Regions from separate parts of the Homo sapiens genome. Here region 1 is linked to region 2. Evidence: read pairs that join two places in POLR2A ChIA-PET (ENCODE). Cell type or tissue: PC-9. All regions are shown on one strand. Each heading gives the region's core, and the rest is flanking DNA. Links, peaks and the distances in the headings are about the cores only.

Region 1 (8,796 bases), core at 433-8,432, 240 kb before region 2:
ATAAGTGTGTGGCTACTGAGGAGCTGAGAGCTGAACAATGGGATACCGGGGTTTGCACAATGCTGAGAGAAAATTCCCAGTCAGGGTGGATAGACTTCTCTGCCACCTCTTATGAGCAAAGGCTATGCCCTACAGCAGTGGTTTTTTAATGTCAGCATGTACCAGGGTCGTCTGAAACACTTGTTAAAATACGGATTGCTGGGTCTCACCCCTGGAATTTCTGATTCAGTAGCTCTGAAGTAGGGCCTGAAAATTTGTATTTTTAATAAGTTCCCAGGTGATGCTGTTGTTGTTGAAGACCACAGCCCTAGAGTAAAGGCAAGCCCTAAAACTAAAGCCAAATCTGAAATAGACACATCCTAACAAAACATAAAACTGAGTCTGATGAGACTGAAAGGAAGCACCAATGATTTTACAACCCTGACAAAATGACACCCAGCACTTTTTAAAGGAAGATAATAGTCCAGACTCCGTACAACATATCACCTATAATGCTTGACATGCAATAAAAAAGTAATTGATGTGAAAAAGAATTATAGCCATAATTCTAAAAAAAAGTCCATAGAAACAGACCCCAAGATGACTGGGAAGTTGTAATTAGCAATTAGGGACTTTAAATCAACTATTATAATCAAGGACTTAAAGAATTAAATTGTCATAATGAATGAACAGATGTGGAATTTCAGTAGATAAATGGAAACTATGTAAAAGAACCAAATGGAAATTCTAGAACTGTTAATTACAGTATCTGAAATAAATTGGAGGGTCTTAACAACCTAGTAGAGACAATAGAAGAAAGGTCAAGAAATGAATATAAATTACTGTAAAAAATGAGTTTTAAAAGGAGATATGAAACAAAATTAAGCAGTCTAATAAAGGTATAGTACCCTTATCCATTGGTGATATGTTCTAAAACTCTCAATGGATGCCTGAAACTGCTGATAGTGCCAAATCCCAGCCAAGGAACATCAAGGTCACCTTTTCACTTAAGGAAGCACTTTCAAGTTTCTCTTTGACATATCCAGATTGCCAGCATCACTACTCTTAGGGCCATTACTAAGTTAAAAAAGGGTCACTTGAACACAAGTACTGCAATATCACAAGCGTCAACCTGATAACTGAGACAGCTAAATGGCTAAGGGGCAGGTAGCAAATAAAGTGTAGGTATATGGGACAAAGGGATGATTCATGTGCAGGCAGGATGAAGCAATACAGTGTAAGATTTCATCATGCTACTCAGAATGGCGCATAATTTAAAACTTATGAATTCCTTATTTCTGGAATTTTCAATTTAATATTTTTAGACCATGGTTGACCAGGGATAACTGAAACTGCAGCAAGCAAAACTGCAGTTAAGGGGGGACCCACTGTATAACTGGTATATATAAAGGTGAAGAGAAAGCGATAATTAAGCAGGGAAAAAAATGTATTTGAAGAAATCATGGCCCCAAATTTCTCAAATTGGGGGAAAATCAACCTAAAACTCAATGTTTCATAAACACCAAGAATAATAAACACAAATGAAGCAAAAAATGCTAAAAAAAAAAAAAAAAGGGAAAGGAATAACATTAAAGGCAGCCAGAGGGGGGAAAAAAACACATTTCGTAGGAGATAACAATGATAAGAGCAATTGCTAACTTTTTATCAGAGACAATGATGTACAGATGACAGTAGAATGATTTCTTTAAAGGACTGAGAAAAAATATTGCCAATTCAGAATGCTGTATCTGGAAAAAATATCTCTCAAAAATGAGGGTAAAATAAAGACATTTTCAAATAAGTGAAAAATACCAGATTCTTTGCCAACAGACTCATGCTCAAGATATAGTAAGAGAAGTTATTCAGGCTAAGGCAAATTGACACCAGATAGAAACTTGGATAAATATAAAAGATTACATTTTTTGTCTTGATGTCTTTTTAAAAATGAATTTGTTTAAAATAAAAATAATAACATTGTATTATGAGGTTTTCTATATATGTAAATGTAAAATACATGATAACAATACAGAGAATGAGAGGAGGTTCTTACATTTTATATGAAATGGCACGATATTAATCCTAAATAGTCTGTGATATATTAAGGATGCATACTGAAATCCCTACAGAAAATCACTACAACAATAATATAAAGAGGTATAGCTTAAAAAGTCAATAGAGGGACTGAAATAGACTACTAAACATTTTTCAAATAATCAAAAAAAATTAAGAGATAGAGAAAACAAAATACAAATAGGAAACAAAGTGTACTGTAGTAGACTTAAACTTGATAATATCAATCATTACATAAAATGTTAATAGACTAAATAATTCAAGTGAAAGGGGTTGTCAGACTGGATGAGAAAGAAGATTGAGCGCCATGCTTTCTACGAGAGATTCCCTTTATATTAAAAAACAAAACAACATATATTTAAAAATAAAAGTACTGAAAAAGATATACAGTCATGTTCTACATAATGATGTTTCAGTCAATGATGGATTGATTATACCAAGGTTGTCCCATGAGATTATAATGGAATTGAAAAATTCCTGTTGCCTGGTGACAACAGAGCTGTTGTAACATCGTAGCACAACTCATTACTCCCGTGTTTGTGGTGATGCTGTTGTAAACAAACTTACTGCACTTCAGCCACATAAAAATAGAGCACATACAATTATATACAGTACATAATACTTGATCACGATAATAAATGACTATGTTACTGGCTTATGTATTCAGTATACTGAATTTTTTATTGTTATTTTAAGATGCACTTCTTCTACTTATAAAAAGAAAATTAACTGTAAAACAGCCTCAGGCAGGTCCTTCGGGAGGAATTCCAGATGAAGACATTGTTATCATAGGAGACGCCAGCTCCATGCCTGTGATTACCCCTGAAGGCCTTCCAGTGGGAAAAGATGTAGAGATGGAAGACAGTGATAATGATGATCTTGATCCTGTGTAGGTCTAGACTAAAGTGTGTGTTTGTGTCTTGATTTTTGGCAAAAAAGTTTAAAAAGTAAAAATGTTAAAAATTTTTTAAAATAGAAAAAATCTTATGGAATAGGGATATAAAGAAAGAAAGCATTTTTGTATAGCTGTACAATGCATGTTTTAAGCTAAGTGTTATTACAAAAAAGTATAATAAAAAAGTCAAAAAGTTTAAAATTAAAAAGTTTATAAGTAAAGTTGTAGTAAGCTAAGGTTAATTTATCACTGGAGAAATTGTTTTTTATAAATTTAGTGTAGCCTAAGTGTACAGTTTATAAAGTCTACAGTAATACACAATAATGTCCTAGGCCTTCACATTCACTCACCACTCACTCAGTAACTCACCCAGAGCAGCTTCCAGTACTGCAACCTCCATTCATGGTAAGTATCCTATGCAGGTGTACCTTTTAAAAATCCTTTTTATTGTATTTTTAATGTACCTTTTCTATGCTTAGGTATACAAATACTTACCATGGTGTTACAATTGGCTACAGTATTCAGTACAGTAACATGCTGTACAAGGTTGTAGCCTGGGAGCAATAGGACATGCCATGTGGCATAAGTGTGTAGTAGGGTATACCATCTAGGTTTGTGTAAGTACACTCTATAATGTTCACACAATGACAAAATAGCCTAAGAGTGCATTTCTCAGAATGTATCCCCATCATTAAAGGACGAATGACTGTACCATGTGAAGAAGAAGCATTAAAAAGTTAGAATAGCAGTAATATCAGAAAAAGTAAACTTCTAGACAAGAACTATTACCAGGGATAAAGGGATATATTTCTTAATGACAAAGGAGTCAATGAGAAGACAGAATAGTCTTATATGTCTTTCATATAATAGAGCTCGGACATATATGAAGCAAAAATTGACAGAAATAAAGGAAGATGCAGACAAATCCATAATCATAATTAAATATTTTAACAAGGCAACTTATTGTTCTATCTAGCTAGCTGATATAACAATGAGGCAAAAAATTAGTATTGAATAGAAGATATGAGCAACACTATTGGCCAACTTGACCCAACTGACATTTATTAAATATTATAATGCAAGACACATAGTCTTTTCAAGTGCTCATGGAACATTAACCAACCTAGGCTACATACACACAGAACATTTACTAATATAGCTCATTCTCTGAGCCATAAAAGGAACCTCAGTACATTTAGAATTATTCAAATTGTGTAAGTCACATCAGAATTACATTAGAAATTAATAGCAAATATATCTGAAAAATCCACAAATCTTTGGAAGCTGACAAACTTTTAAATAACTTACAGGCAAATAAATATAAAAGGATATTAAAAATTATTTTGAACTGAATGAGATAAAAAGATAACATATGAAAATTTGTTGAATGCAGCAAAAGCAGTCCTTAGAGGTACATTTATAGCTCTAGATGCTGATACTGGAGAAGGAGAATGGTTTAAATAAATTATCATAGCTGCTTCTATTTTAATAAACTAGACAAAAACAAAATAAAACAAAATCAAATGAACCCAAAGTAAGCAGAAGAAAAAAGATAAGAAAGACCAGAAAAGAAATCAATGAAACAAAAGCTGTTTCTTTAAAAAAGTCAATAAAATCTTTAAATTGTGCCTATGATGTTGGGGTGGGGAGCAGATCGGGGATATGTGGATTTTTTTAAAAGGAAAAGATGAAAAATTTATGAAAGTAAAAGGTCTCATCCTCGCCCTGGTGCCAAGACTGTGTAGAGCGGTTCACATGCTGGAGCCTGAGCCAAAAGACTGAGGGGTACTCAAGTGATGTACAGAGTCTCTCATCATTGGCAGCAGTAAGGCATTAGACTGGCCTATTCAGAAGAACTGTGATTACTCACTAAAGGATTATGTAAAAAGGAATACATTGACAGCAATGAGAACCAGCTTTCTTGTTGTGAGAGAAGCCAGTTTCAACTATGAAAAGGTAGAAGAGGCTGGGCGTGGTGGCTCACTCCTGTAATCCCAGCACTTTGAGAGGCCGAGGCAGTTGGATCATGAAGTCAGGAGTTCAAAACCAGCCTGGCCAAGATGTTGAAACCCCGTTTCTATTAAAACTACAAAAATTAGCCAGGCGTGGTGGCAGGCACCTGTAATCCCAGCTACACGGGAGGCTGAGGCAGGAGAATCGCTTGAACCTGGGAGGCCGAGGTTGTAGTGAGCTGAGATGGTGCCATTGCACTCCTGCCTTGGCAACAGAGTGAGACTCTGTCTCAAAAAAAAAAAAAGTAGACTAGAAAGAACAATGCTATGTAAGATTGTCATTGAAGGTATTGGTGTGAACGCATGGCTTTACATGTGATAGATTAGATAGATATGCTTGTGTGTGTGTGTGTGGTGTGTGTGTTACTGTATTTACACATACATAGATATTTTTCGTAGCTCTGTCCATGGAGAAGGCCCAAAAACAATAGTACTCCACTAACAATGAGCACATCTAGCTCTCCAATCATGGTTTCTAAATATTAGTTTCCACTACAAAAAGCCAGACTGCTTGGAGATGTGTCTTTCTGTGGCCAGGGCAGGGAAAATACAAGACAGAGCTGGAACCTCTTTGCTAAAGAGGGAGGGATTGCTCAAAGTACAATGGAGACAGAACAAAAGGACATAGGATCCAGCTCCCGTTAGATCAATCTGGGGTGATCTGTGCATCAAAATAAAGACAACATTAAACTATATTCCACTGAATATAGTTTAACCCCATGAGACGCTGCTGATACAAATAATAAATGAGGAGAAGAGAAGCTTTCACTTTTCAGAAAGAAGTGAACTAATAATTGTCACTTATTAAGTAATAAGTACAAAATGCTTTACAGTGGCAAAAACTGGTAGACACCTTCTTAAGCAAGTGATAAAGTTTAACATCACCAGTCGTGGGGAAGATTGGCATTAGGTGCGTTCTGATATTATGCACTGAGAACACAGCAACTGTTTTGTGAGATTCCTGCCCTAGTTTCATAACCTGGATCTAAGGAAACATCAGTCAGCCAAATCGAGGAATTGTTGTCTATCAGGTAACTGTAGTGTTCTCTCAAATGCTGAAGTCATGAAAGACAAGAAAAGCCTGAGGAACTGCTCTTAAAGGAGACTAGAGGAGCAGACAACTAAGTAAAACAAGCATTTCTGGACCCTGGGATTATTGAGGACATTATTGGCAAAGTGGGCAAAACTGGAAACAGGGCTACAGATAATATGATGATATTGTGTCCATATCAGTTTCCTGTTTTGGTTACGTGGGAGAATATCCTTGTTGCTAGTAAAAGCATTCTGAGGGTAATGATGATAATGAGGCATCGTATTTGCAACTTGCTCTCAAATGATTGTGGAGAAAAAATAGCATTGTATATCTATCTATATCTAGCATCTAGATCTAGATATGTATGTATGTATGTATCTAATATATCATCTAGAGAATGATGAATTTAACACAAACGTGGTAAAATGCTGACAACTGGTGAGTCTGAATAGGGGACAAGGGAGTTCTTTGTGCTCTTCTGGCAGACTTTCTGTAAGGATGAAATCGAAGGGACAACAATAGCGACGAGTCTGGGGCTGCACCCCATTAGCACAGGACCAGGGCATGGGAGGGGCAGGGGAGGCAGTCAGGAGGAGCTGGAATTTCCTAAGTGACCAAGGAAAGGTGCTGGCAGACATCTTATTGGATAATGTTAGAGGAATACTACCCGATTTCCCTAACTTTATGTTATTTAATCCTCAGAACAGCAGCATGAGGTAGATACCAGGCTCCTCTTCACTTTATAGATTAGGAAATTGGAGCTCAGAAATTGAGCTTCACTCAGCCAGCATTTACTTAGTGTTTACTATGTGTCAAACATTACCGAGGTTACACGCACAGAAAATATTAAGTGTGATCGTCTATGTATGTGTGTGCATTTATAAAACAGTACTAGAAGGAAATGTACTAAAACAGTAGTATAATAAGGGAGGCTATATTTGGGGAGCAGAATTGCACAGATGTTTTCATTTTTCTCCTTTGTGTTTTTTAGCTATTTCTAGTTTTCTACAACTAGAAATTCCCTTTGTAATAAGGGAAAAAACAAGCATTACTTCAAAACGGAATTGGAGGATCTTGTGAAATATTTCACATTATGATTTCACTGTTGGACCAAATACTGTTTTCTGATGCAGTTTTATTTTACTAAAGCAATAGACAAATATGTCTTAATTCAGTTAAGCCTCCTTTCCACACACTGAGAGCTGGTGGGTTTACAACTGGAAAGCTGACATCCACTTGGACTCCTAAGACCTATATTTGTCTATATTTTCTGTGTGGGGGTGTAAGCCCAGGTGGCATGACCTCCTCTATCCCAGACAAAAGTTTTCAAGACCATCATGACACCAGCTTCTTTGTACAAAGACCACATGTGAACACAATTCCCACTGAAGGGGGTGTGTGGTTTGGTAAGAGTGCAGCTCTAGTGTCCACAAAAGGAGAAAAGTCAGCCCAATGGTGTCACTGTATTGTAAGGTGGGACACCCGTCAGCTTAGGGTGTCTTCTGACTGATGATTCCTTCTTCCCTTTTACTGCCTTGGCACCCTGAGCTCTGCAGTCCCCCCAACCCCCTGCCATGCTGCCTGGGCCCTGTTGGCATCCCTGTGTCTGTCTGGCTCACTGAGCTGAGCACCCTGCAAGAACAGACATTCCTCATGCACCAGTGTCTCTCATGGCTCAAGAGCTTGCTTTGAATGGAGCCCACAGTCATCACTGCTGGGTTGAACTGATTTGTGCAAGCAATAGTGGGTAAACAGGTGGAGTAAATTAGGGTGCATCCCTGCCAACGACTTCAGTGCAGGCACCAAAAACAATGCTTTGAAATGATTTATTCACCTGGGAAAGTGATCACAACTTGCTGCTAATTAAAACCAACAATAGAACAGTGAGTACAATTGAAGTCCATCATTGTTATTATCATAAATATGCACCCAACAAAAAACAAACTAAAAGAAAATACACTCAAAAGCACACAGTGGGCACATTTTGTCTTTGGGTAGTGGAAGTGTAGGTAATGTCAGTGTTTGGGGTTTTTCTTTGAATTTTTAAGCTGTTTTAGAAATAAGTTTTGTTATTAGGAAAATTATTTTTAAAGAAATATACATCTGAGGGAAAAGAGAACAAAGGCATGATAAATAAGGGGTCCTTGGTTGGAGATGATGCATCCAGAACATTTTGGATAAATAAGCTACTTTGAGTTAAGGGCCTTCTCGGCCTCCTACATCAACACAGAATCTCACCCCACCCTCCTAGTAGACACTTTCCTCCCAACCCCCTATCAGCTACAAATACTGTCAGCTTACACAGCAGGCCTTATTATTATTATTATTTTTTTTTTTTGCTGACAAGTCCAAGATGGCAGTCGGAACTCTGACCCATAAAACCAGAAGGCTTAGATGAAGAACAAAAAGAAGGGAAACCAACCCTGCTTCCTTTTGCCTGTTATTAATCGCTGCAATAAAGCCATTAGAATCTACCAACATATCACCCAACTTGAAAAGAAGAGAGATTCTGAAAAATAGTCAGAAAAGAAGGGTAAATGGAAATGATGAGTCCCTCCCCTTTATGGCTATTTTAAGAAGCACACCATGTTATTCATATGGCCCGTGCTTAGCCCACTCCCTGAATTGTTTGATTTTAGTGGATATAAAAATTCTTCCTAAGGGCTTTCTTAGTTCCACTGCCAGCAGTAGTTCCCCATTTCTATTTCTCGTTAGGTCTCAACTCTTCCGTCATGAGTTCTATGTTCCCCAGGATTCCAAGAGCCCAAATCCTGCGGTGGGAGTGAAGGGGAGGCAGATGCTGGCTA
Region 2 (8,796 bases), core at 292-8,291:
CTCCAAATGAAATCTGGCAAATGGATGTTACACACACAGCAACCTTTGATAAGCTGAGCTATGTTCATGTGACTATAGACACTTATTCTCATATGCTGCCTGCTACATGCCAAACAGGTGAGACAGCTGGTCATGTACAGCGACACTGTCTGTCATCATTTGCTCATATGGGGATATCTAAACAATTAAAAACTGACAATGGACCCGCTTATACTAGTCATGCTTTTAAAAATTTCTTGCAGCTTTGGGCTATAACCCATAAAACAGGAATTCCTTATAATCCTAGAGGACAAGGCATTATAGAGCAGGCACATCAAACATTACAATGCATGTTGAAAAGACAAAAAGCGGGTATAGGAGGCCAACTACCACCTCAATAAAAACTACATTTAGCCTTATTTACTTTAAATTTTTTGACTCCTGGTATGGATGGTAAGACTCCAGCAGAAAGACATTGGCAAGTGTTAGAAGAAAAGAGGAAAATTTATCCAAAAGTGTTATGGAAATCCCTGGAAGAAGGAAAATGGAAAGGTCTGGTGGATTTACTGACGTGGGGAAGAGAGTATGCTTGTGTTTTTACAGGAGATGGACAAGCCGTGTGGGTGCCCTCAAGGTGTGTGCAACCATGGAACGGGAGACTAGAGGAACCCAGGGTGGCCAACCATGGACAGGGTCCCCCCGGTACGAGCCATGAGCCAGCTGAGCCTGAGTGCAAAGACGGAGAGAAGGCCAACTGGAGTCACAACACAGTTCTAATGTTATATTTGTAAAGAATATCACTACTCAACTTACAGTTTGTGTTTATAGATATAGATATAGATATGGATATAGATATAGATATAGTTATAGATATAGATAGATATACACTTTAAGTTCTAGGGTACATGTGCACAACTTGCAGGTTTGTTACATAGGTATACATGTGCCATGTTGGTTTGCTGCACCCATCAACTCATCATTTACATTAGGTATTTCTCCTAATGCTCTCCCTCCCCCAGCACCGCCTCCCAACAGGCCCTGGTATGTGATGTTCCCTGCCCTGTGTCCAAGTGTTCTCATTGTTCAATTTCCACCTATGAATGAGAACATGCAGTGTTTTATTTTCTGTTCCTGTATTAGTTTGCTGAGAATGATGGTTTCCAGCTTCATCCATGTCCCTGCAAAGGACATGAACTCATCCTTTTTTATGGCTGCATAGTATTCCATGGTGTATCCTTATGTCTTTTTGACAGCTAAGAAGGACCAGCTCCAGGTAAACAATACCCAATTGACCTGTAAATCTTACCAATTATATCACTGCATTAATCATAGCACATTGCAAACACATAATATCTCTACTTTGATGATTTTAGGCCACATCCCTGGGCTATGTATTCCTGTTAATCTGTCCGAGGCTTGGGCTGCCACACCTGCTTTGCATTTTGTGAAACTTCTTCTAACTGAGCTTACTCATCATGTCTGTAGAGCCTTAGACATAATAATTTTAGCTATTGTTTCCTTGGTCGCACTAATAACTTCTGTTGTGATGTCCTCTGTAGCTTTGCATAATTCTATTCAAACAGCTCAGTACATGGAGAACTGGACACACACAGCCGACCAAGCATGGCTACTTCAGAATAAAATTAACACTGAGTTACAAACTGAAGTGGTGTTATGGGAAGTCAGGGACCCCGAAGAGAGGGACCAGCTGGAGCCACAGCAGAGGAACGTAAATTGTGAAGATTTCATCTTAATACGGATATTTATCAGTTCTCAAATAATACTTTTACAATTTCTTATGCCTGTCTTTAATCTCTTAATCCTGTTACCTTCGTAAGCTGAGGATGTGCATCACCTCAGGACCACTGTTATAATTGTGTTAACTGTACAAATTGATTGTAAAACGTGTGTTTGAACAATATGAAATCAGTGCACCTTGAAAAAGAACAGAATAACGGTGATTTTTATGGAACAAGGGAAGACAACCATAAGGTCTGACTGCCTGCAGGGTCGGGCAAAAAGAGCCATATTTTTCTTTTTGCAGAGAGCCTATAAATGGATGTGCAAGTAGGAAACATATCGCTAAATTCTTTTCCTAGCAAGGAATATTAATATTAATACCCTCGGAAAAGAATGCATTCCTGAGGGGAGGTCTATAAATGGCCGCTCTGGGAATGTCTGTCTTGTGCAGTTGAGATAAGGACTGAGATACGCCCTGGTCTCCTGCAGAACCCTCAGGCTTACTAGAGTGGGGAAAAACTCTGCTGTAGTAAATTTTTGGTCAGACCAGTTTTCTGCTCTCAAACCCTGTTTTCTGTTAAGATGTTTATCAAGACAATACGTGCACCACTGAACATAGACCCTTATCAGGAGTTTATGATTTTTCTCCTGTCCTGTTTCCTCAGGAGCATGTGATCTTTGTTCTCCTTTTTGCCCTTTGAAGCATGTGATCTTTGTGACCTACTCCCTGTTCTTACACCCCCTCCCCTTTTGAAATCCTTAATAAAAACCTGCTGGTTTTGCGGCTCAGGTGGGCATCACGGTCCTACCAATATGTGATGTCACCCCTGGAGGCCCAGCTGTAAAATTCCTCTCTTTGTACTCTTTCTCTTTATTTCTCAGCCAGCCGACACTTATGGAAAATAGAACGAACCTACGTGAAATATTGGGGGTGGGTTCCCCCGATATGTGATGTCACCCCTGGTGGCCCAGCTGTAAAATTCCTCTCTTTGTACTGTCTCTCTTTATTTCTCAGCTGGCCAACACTTATGGAAAATAGAAGGAACCTATGTTGAAATACTGAGGGTGGGTTCTCCCAATAAAGTGGTAATGTTGAAATCCACAGTTCTATGGTTAGGGGAAAAGCACAAAGCTTGATTGCATTGTCATTTTAATCACACTCATATTTGTGTAACCAACTTAGAATATAACCAAAGTGAGTATCTGTGGGACGTTGTGAAAGCCCATTTGCAGGGAGCTTTCACATCTAACATCACCTTTGATATTGGTGAATTACAAAACAAAATTCTTGATTTACATAGGCAAATTCAAGAGTTTCAGCCTTCTTTAGAAGACTGGACCAAATTCCAGCAAGGCCTGGAGAGCCTCAATCCTTGGACTTATCTAAGGCACTACATTAACATCTTACATGTAGTTCTTGGAATAATATTGTTTTGTCTCTGTCTTCTGTTCATAGCCTGTAAAATTGGATGGACCACCAATCGGAAAATGAGAGCTGCCCACCCTGGCCTTACATTCTTTCAATTAATTCATAAACAGAAAGGGGGATATTTAGGGAGCCTAAGGCTCGTGGGACTGACCAACTCATCATTCCACTGGAGGCTATATGATAAAACAGCAAACTGTTTATCATGAATGCAGGATGTGGGCAAACTCACGACTGCTCCCACTGCCAGAAGGTTTGCTGAGGGCAATCACTTCCTGGCACCAGGCTCCTTGAGGTTATCTACTGGGACATCTGGAGAATGCAGTCTTGCAAGCCTACTGTGGACTGAGCAGCTGATCCCTTCTTCCACACCCCCCTTCTCACTATCTCTTTTGTCTAATCACTACGGAGGGTTGTGTAAAGCTCAGGGCCCTTGTCCACTAGAGGCAAAGTGCCCCCTGACCGCTTCTTCCAAATATACTCTTTTGTCTCTTGTCTTTTATTCCCACGTTTGCCCCCTTTGTTCAGTTTCCCTAGGTCCATGTGGGTTACATAGTGGCAACCTGAACAATGACAGAATCAGGTGCTCTACAGAAATAACTTTTTAAGGAAAGATTTGGGACTTAGAGACCCCAGGAGACATACACAAAAATGATAAGAGGATGTGCCCAAACCAGTCTTAAAGTTGTGGCACAGGGTGAGGAAGATGAAGCTGTTACTGAACCTCAGAGAGTGACTGGTGTTACAGCAAAAGTTAGCAATGGCCTGAAGGGAGGGTTTCTGAAATCAAATATGAATGATTCCCCCTCAGGGAACCCAACCTTGGGAACTACTGCATGGTTCTCTGTATGGGAAAATATCATTAATGCAGGATAAATTGTGAAATATCACAGGAAGCATCCTGCATCTAGTCAATCTTCTGTTTCTGGGGTGGCCTGTGCAGCTGTGCAGGCAGAGGCCCAACCATCCTGGTGAGTGGCACACAGGGACTGAGATCCAGCCACACCTACCAGGCCATGCTCTGGGAAGGGGGTGGGACCTGGGCAAAGGACACCTCTCTAGGACTGCAGAGAAGCCTTTGTGGGTGGGTGGGACATTCCTGTGATGGCCTTCTGGCTGGGCACTATGAAATGCTCTGAAGATTTTTCCTTGCACTGTTGCACTAACCCCAGTCCTCTATCACTGCCCCTTCCTCCTGGGCGACTTCACTGATGTTGTGGCCATGTGAATTCTCTGGCCAATGAAATGATAAAGATGATATGGCCTCTGCCAAGCAGACACTGTAAGTATTATTGTATGATGCTTTTGTCTCTTTTTTTTAAGTTAAAGCAGTTTATTAAGAAAATAAAGGAATAAAAGAATAGCACTCCATAGGCAGAGCAGCTGCCTCTGTCTCTTATATTTTCCCCTCTGCCTCAAGCCCAACATGCCCAAAATTGGGGCTGCTGGTTCAGCCTGGGTCTCAGAATAAAGACATGAGCCACAGATCCATTGCTGACCCATGATGGAGATGGACACAAGAGAGAAACACATTTTTGTCATGTTAGCCACTAAGATTTTGATTTGGAGGCCATTTGCTACAGCAATATAACCTAGCGTGAACAGAGAGACACAGCGATGTTCCATTTCTTTTCAACCTGGAACAGGAGAATTTCATAGGTGGGCCTCAATTTCACTTTAGTATCTTATTTAGACAAGAAAGTTCATACTGTTCAAATGTCATGTTTAAGAGTGCTGGCATTATCACTGCTGTGGCTACCCCATCAGATGTTGCTCACTGACTAATCTTCTCATGTTAGTGAGGATGGACAACATATCAGGCCATAATTCAAAGTAGCAAATAGGAAAAGAGCTTCATCCTAGCATTATGGGACCTTAATTAATGTCCTTTCCTGACAGGTTTCAGAGGCTTTTGCAGGCAGCAGCAGAGCTATTCATCTCACTGACAGTGGGGAACATGGCCAAATGGTTGCCCCCACAATGGAGGCAGAGTTTCAGGACACTTGTCTGATCTCTGCCCTTGAAGGAACAGTCTCACCCTGATTGACACTTTTGCCTGTTATGTCCAAAGAACCAATGGAAAAGCAGGAAAATTATTCCTTCTTCATTTCTCTCTTCATTATTTAAAATTATTCTGTCTTCACTTCTCTCTCCTTTTCTCTGCTTCCTACTTAGCTCTTTAGAAATGCAATTATAATCTTTTATCTCCCCTTCACCAGACACTCCCAACAGGGCAAGTTCATCTAACTATGTGCTCTTAGTTAGACGCTACAGAGCAGAACTCTCTCCCACCAAGAGACTACCTTGAGACATAACAGTCAATTCACAAGCCAAAATATGCCCGCTATGAAACTCTCCCATCTGGAAATTTTTTGGCTGCTTTTACAACCTAGTTTTGCCCACAAAGGCACCAGCAGTAACCAACTCAACTGCCTGGTAGACAAGGCACCAAAGCCAGTACCCAGACCCTCTACCTGCTCACTTCCTGCCTTGCATGCCACGCCCCCCATTTAAAAGCCTCTGCTTTCTGCTCCAAAGGTGAAGCAGTTACCCTTAAGGAAAGAAGCCTGTACTTCTTCCCCTAAGGTAGCTTTGGAATAAAAGTCACTTTATACCAAACCTAGCTCTTGTTAATTAGACTCTGCAAGTGATGAGCAACTGAACCTACATTTCAGTTATAATTCCTATGCTTGCTCTTCCTGCCCTGCCTTGGGGACACGCACACACTCCCAGGCACATACATGCACGTGCACTGAGACAGCTATGTGAATAACCAACAAGATCCCCTTAGGAAAACCGGTGCTTGGCCTGGCCTTAAATTCCAGACCCTTGGGCATCATACCCAAGACTGCAAGAAAGAGGAGGGGCTGGACCTGAAAAACTTGGAAGGGAAGGTCCAACTGTACAGGTATTTTGTCAGGCATGTGATTTCAGTATAAAATTCTAGAAAAGATGAGTGACACTTTATAAGGAGAGAATATCAACAAAATTTCTCATTTTACTTCTTGCTAAGACGACAGCAGGGAATTGTAAGCAGATGGATGGGCAATCCCCACCTTCAGCAGGGGAGGCCAAGGCCCCAACACACCTGGGGAGAAGAGCTGGGGGCAGTGAATGGCTGAGGCTTTCTTGGGGAGCTGGGCCATCTTCTTCGGTTTTACTTCCTGAGGAATTCACAGGCTTCCAGGAGGGCTGTGGGACACAACAGAGCAAGAGATTCAGAAACTGATTTCTTCCATTAAACCAGTTATTTAATCCAATAAATCAAAGAGAATACTAAGAGTTTTCTCTGCCCTTCTCCCATCACTGAGTCAGTGCTTGCCACACTCATATTCCCACTCCCCTACTCCTAGCGACTACGGTGTTCAAGGGAGCCAGAGTCTAGCCCTCACCAGCCAGGGTGTTTCCCTGCTCTGGCCTGAGAGACACAACCACCCTGCACTTGTCTCTGATTGAATCGACTGTCACATTCTCAAGTTCACAAGACATTGGTGGTCCTCTAGCTTCTCCCGGAATGTGAACCTGTTTGCAATCATGTTCACCTGCAGATTCACTCATTCATTCACAGATCCTTACTGAGCACCTGCTTTGTGTGAGTTGCTGTGCTAAGTGCTGGGGACACAGCATGGATAGACTGGCCTGCCCTCAAGAAGCATGTGGTCTATGCAGTCCTGAGCTGGCTGCTCACAAGAAGAGCCCTGTAGCCATATTTCTCAGAGGGTGGTCCTGACCTGCATCACAGTGACCTGAGTTGTTTGTCAATACAGAAAAGGGTTTCTCAACCTTGGCACTATTGACATTTGGGGCCTGATAATAACCCTTTATTGCAGGGGGCTGGCTGTGCTTTGTTTAGTAGCATCCCTGGCCTCTACCTATTTGTTACCAGCAGCACCCTCTATGTTGTAAGAATCAAAAAAATGCTTCTCACATTGTCAAATATCCCCTCAGGGGAAAAATTGTCTCTCATTGAAAACTACCGATAAAGACATTTCTGGCCCTGCCCCCATCCTTGGACCAACAGCATCCCTAATGCCCCCAACTCTGGGTGAGGGACCAGGAATAGGAATCTGAATGATTGCAGTGCACAGGGAGCTGTGCACACTGAAATCCCACAGTTATCACCGGGAGCCTTACAATACTCTGTGATGTCTTCTAAATATTTTTAAGGGATTAAATTAATATCAACATATTTCCCTGGTTAAGATGTGTTTTCCTACACTTGAATTTTTTTGAGATTTTGTTTTCTCTATAGTTGGCATCTATGGTAACTGTCTAGAATCAGATTTTTTTTTTTTTTTTTTGAGGAAGGGTCTTTCGGTGTCACCTAGGCTGTAGTGCAGTGGTACAATCATAGCTCACTGCAGCTTCAACCTTCTGGGATCAAGCAATCCTCCTATTTCAGCCTCTCAAGTAGCTGGGACTAGAGGTGCTTGACACCACACCAGGCTAATTTTTAAAATTATTTTTGTAGAACAAGGTCTCTCTGTGTTGGCCACATTGGTCTCAAACTCCCGGGCTCAAGCCATCCTCCCACCTCTGCTTCCCAAGGTGGTGGGATGACAGGTGTGAGCCATCACACGTGGCTGGTTTTGTCATTTCTCAATGCATATGTATATATGCACCTTTCATTTTACTGAATAAAATGGATTATCAGTTTCCAAAGATTTCATGACAGTGCCATCACTATCCGTACTATAAAATTTATAAAAATTTATTACATACTGCTCTATTTTATTCTCTAATTATTTTATCAATGAGATTATAATTTCCTGAACTGTAAAGAGATATTATCTTTCCTTAACATTTTTACACCTGTGTTCGTTCCTAGAATGCTGTTTGGCCCTCAAACCTTGACCTTCACCCATGGTGGTTTCTCGGGGATGCTAGCTAGGGTCTACTTACGGGAGGTTGAGCACTTTTTCAGATTAGTAATGCCTGCGACATACTGTGGTCCCAAATATTTTTCATATGTTGTTTTGCCATGGAGTCTGGCCAGACACTCAGTGTTGTCATTGAACAGAAGGTTTTTGGTTTCAGACTGGAATAAGCAAAACTTGTCCGGGCAGTCAGATCCATTTCTCCCAAATTTAGCCTGCGACAAAAGGGCAGACAGTGAGTAGCTAAGGAAAAGAGGAATTTATGGGTTAAAGGAGGCAAAGGGGTATTTCTTCCACCCAAGAACAGCCCTGAGAAAACCATGGGGCAGAAGGAGCTGAGTTCTGGAGTCATTCCACCTCCTTAGTGGAGTCCCCCACCCCACACTCCTGGTGGCAGGCCCGCCTTGGGCAGCATCCAGGCCTCGCACCACTTCTGGTCCTACCTCCTACCATCTGCCATCTTTCCTTCCTTCTTAACCTGTGACCTTTTCCCATACAACTTCTTATGGGTGACAAGGCAACAATGGAGGGGTTTTGAGATCTGCCCTCACAAGTCAATTGCTCAGGACATTCTAATATGCAGCTCTTCTAGAGAGGCAGGCTGCTAGGAAAACCCAGGCTCAGCCACTAACCAGCTCAGTGTGCAGGTCGGTCACCCTGCCTCCCTCACACAGTTCCTGCTCTGTCCCAGGCTCCCATGTGGGGAGACTGAGACCCAAACCCCTCAGTCACGGCAGCTCTCTCACCAGCACCACTGTGTGTGCACATTAAGAG

Evidence for each region. Peaks named below come from ENCODE experiments on the same cell type or tissue, not always from the same donor. Only the 100,000 strongest peaks of a DNase experiment are listed, where the experiment ranks them.
Region 1: POLR2A ChIA-PET joins it to region 2 with 5 read pairs; 2 of 35 experiments call an interaction of 5 or more read pairs at or near these places.

The regions. Positions count from the first base shown.
Region 1 is chr3:46,193,910-46,202,705 of GRCh38, forward strand. It overlaps CCR1 (C-C motif chemokine receptor 1), which reads right to left. Exons shown (of 2, transcript NM_001295.3): 2 at 7,802-8,796. Among named protein-coding and RNA genes, the nearest start is that of CCR1, 10 kb to the right of the region's middle. In PC-9, for the core only: no CTCF peak of the experiment used is centred there; no DNase peak of the experiment used is centred there.
Region 2 is chr3:46,429,893-46,438,688 of GRCh38, forward strand. LTF (lactotransferrin) reads right to left here. Exons shown (of 17, transcript NM_002343.6): 16 at 8,048-8,237; 17 at 5,753-6,337. The coding sequence ends at 6,303. Among named protein-coding and RNA genes, the nearest start is that of LINC02009, 11 kb to the left of the region's middle. RefSeq lists a silencer at 3,346-3,640. In PC-9, for the core only: no CTCF peak of the experiment used is centred there; a DNase peak (open chromatin) is centred at 3,459; H3K27ac peaks cover 1,501 bases.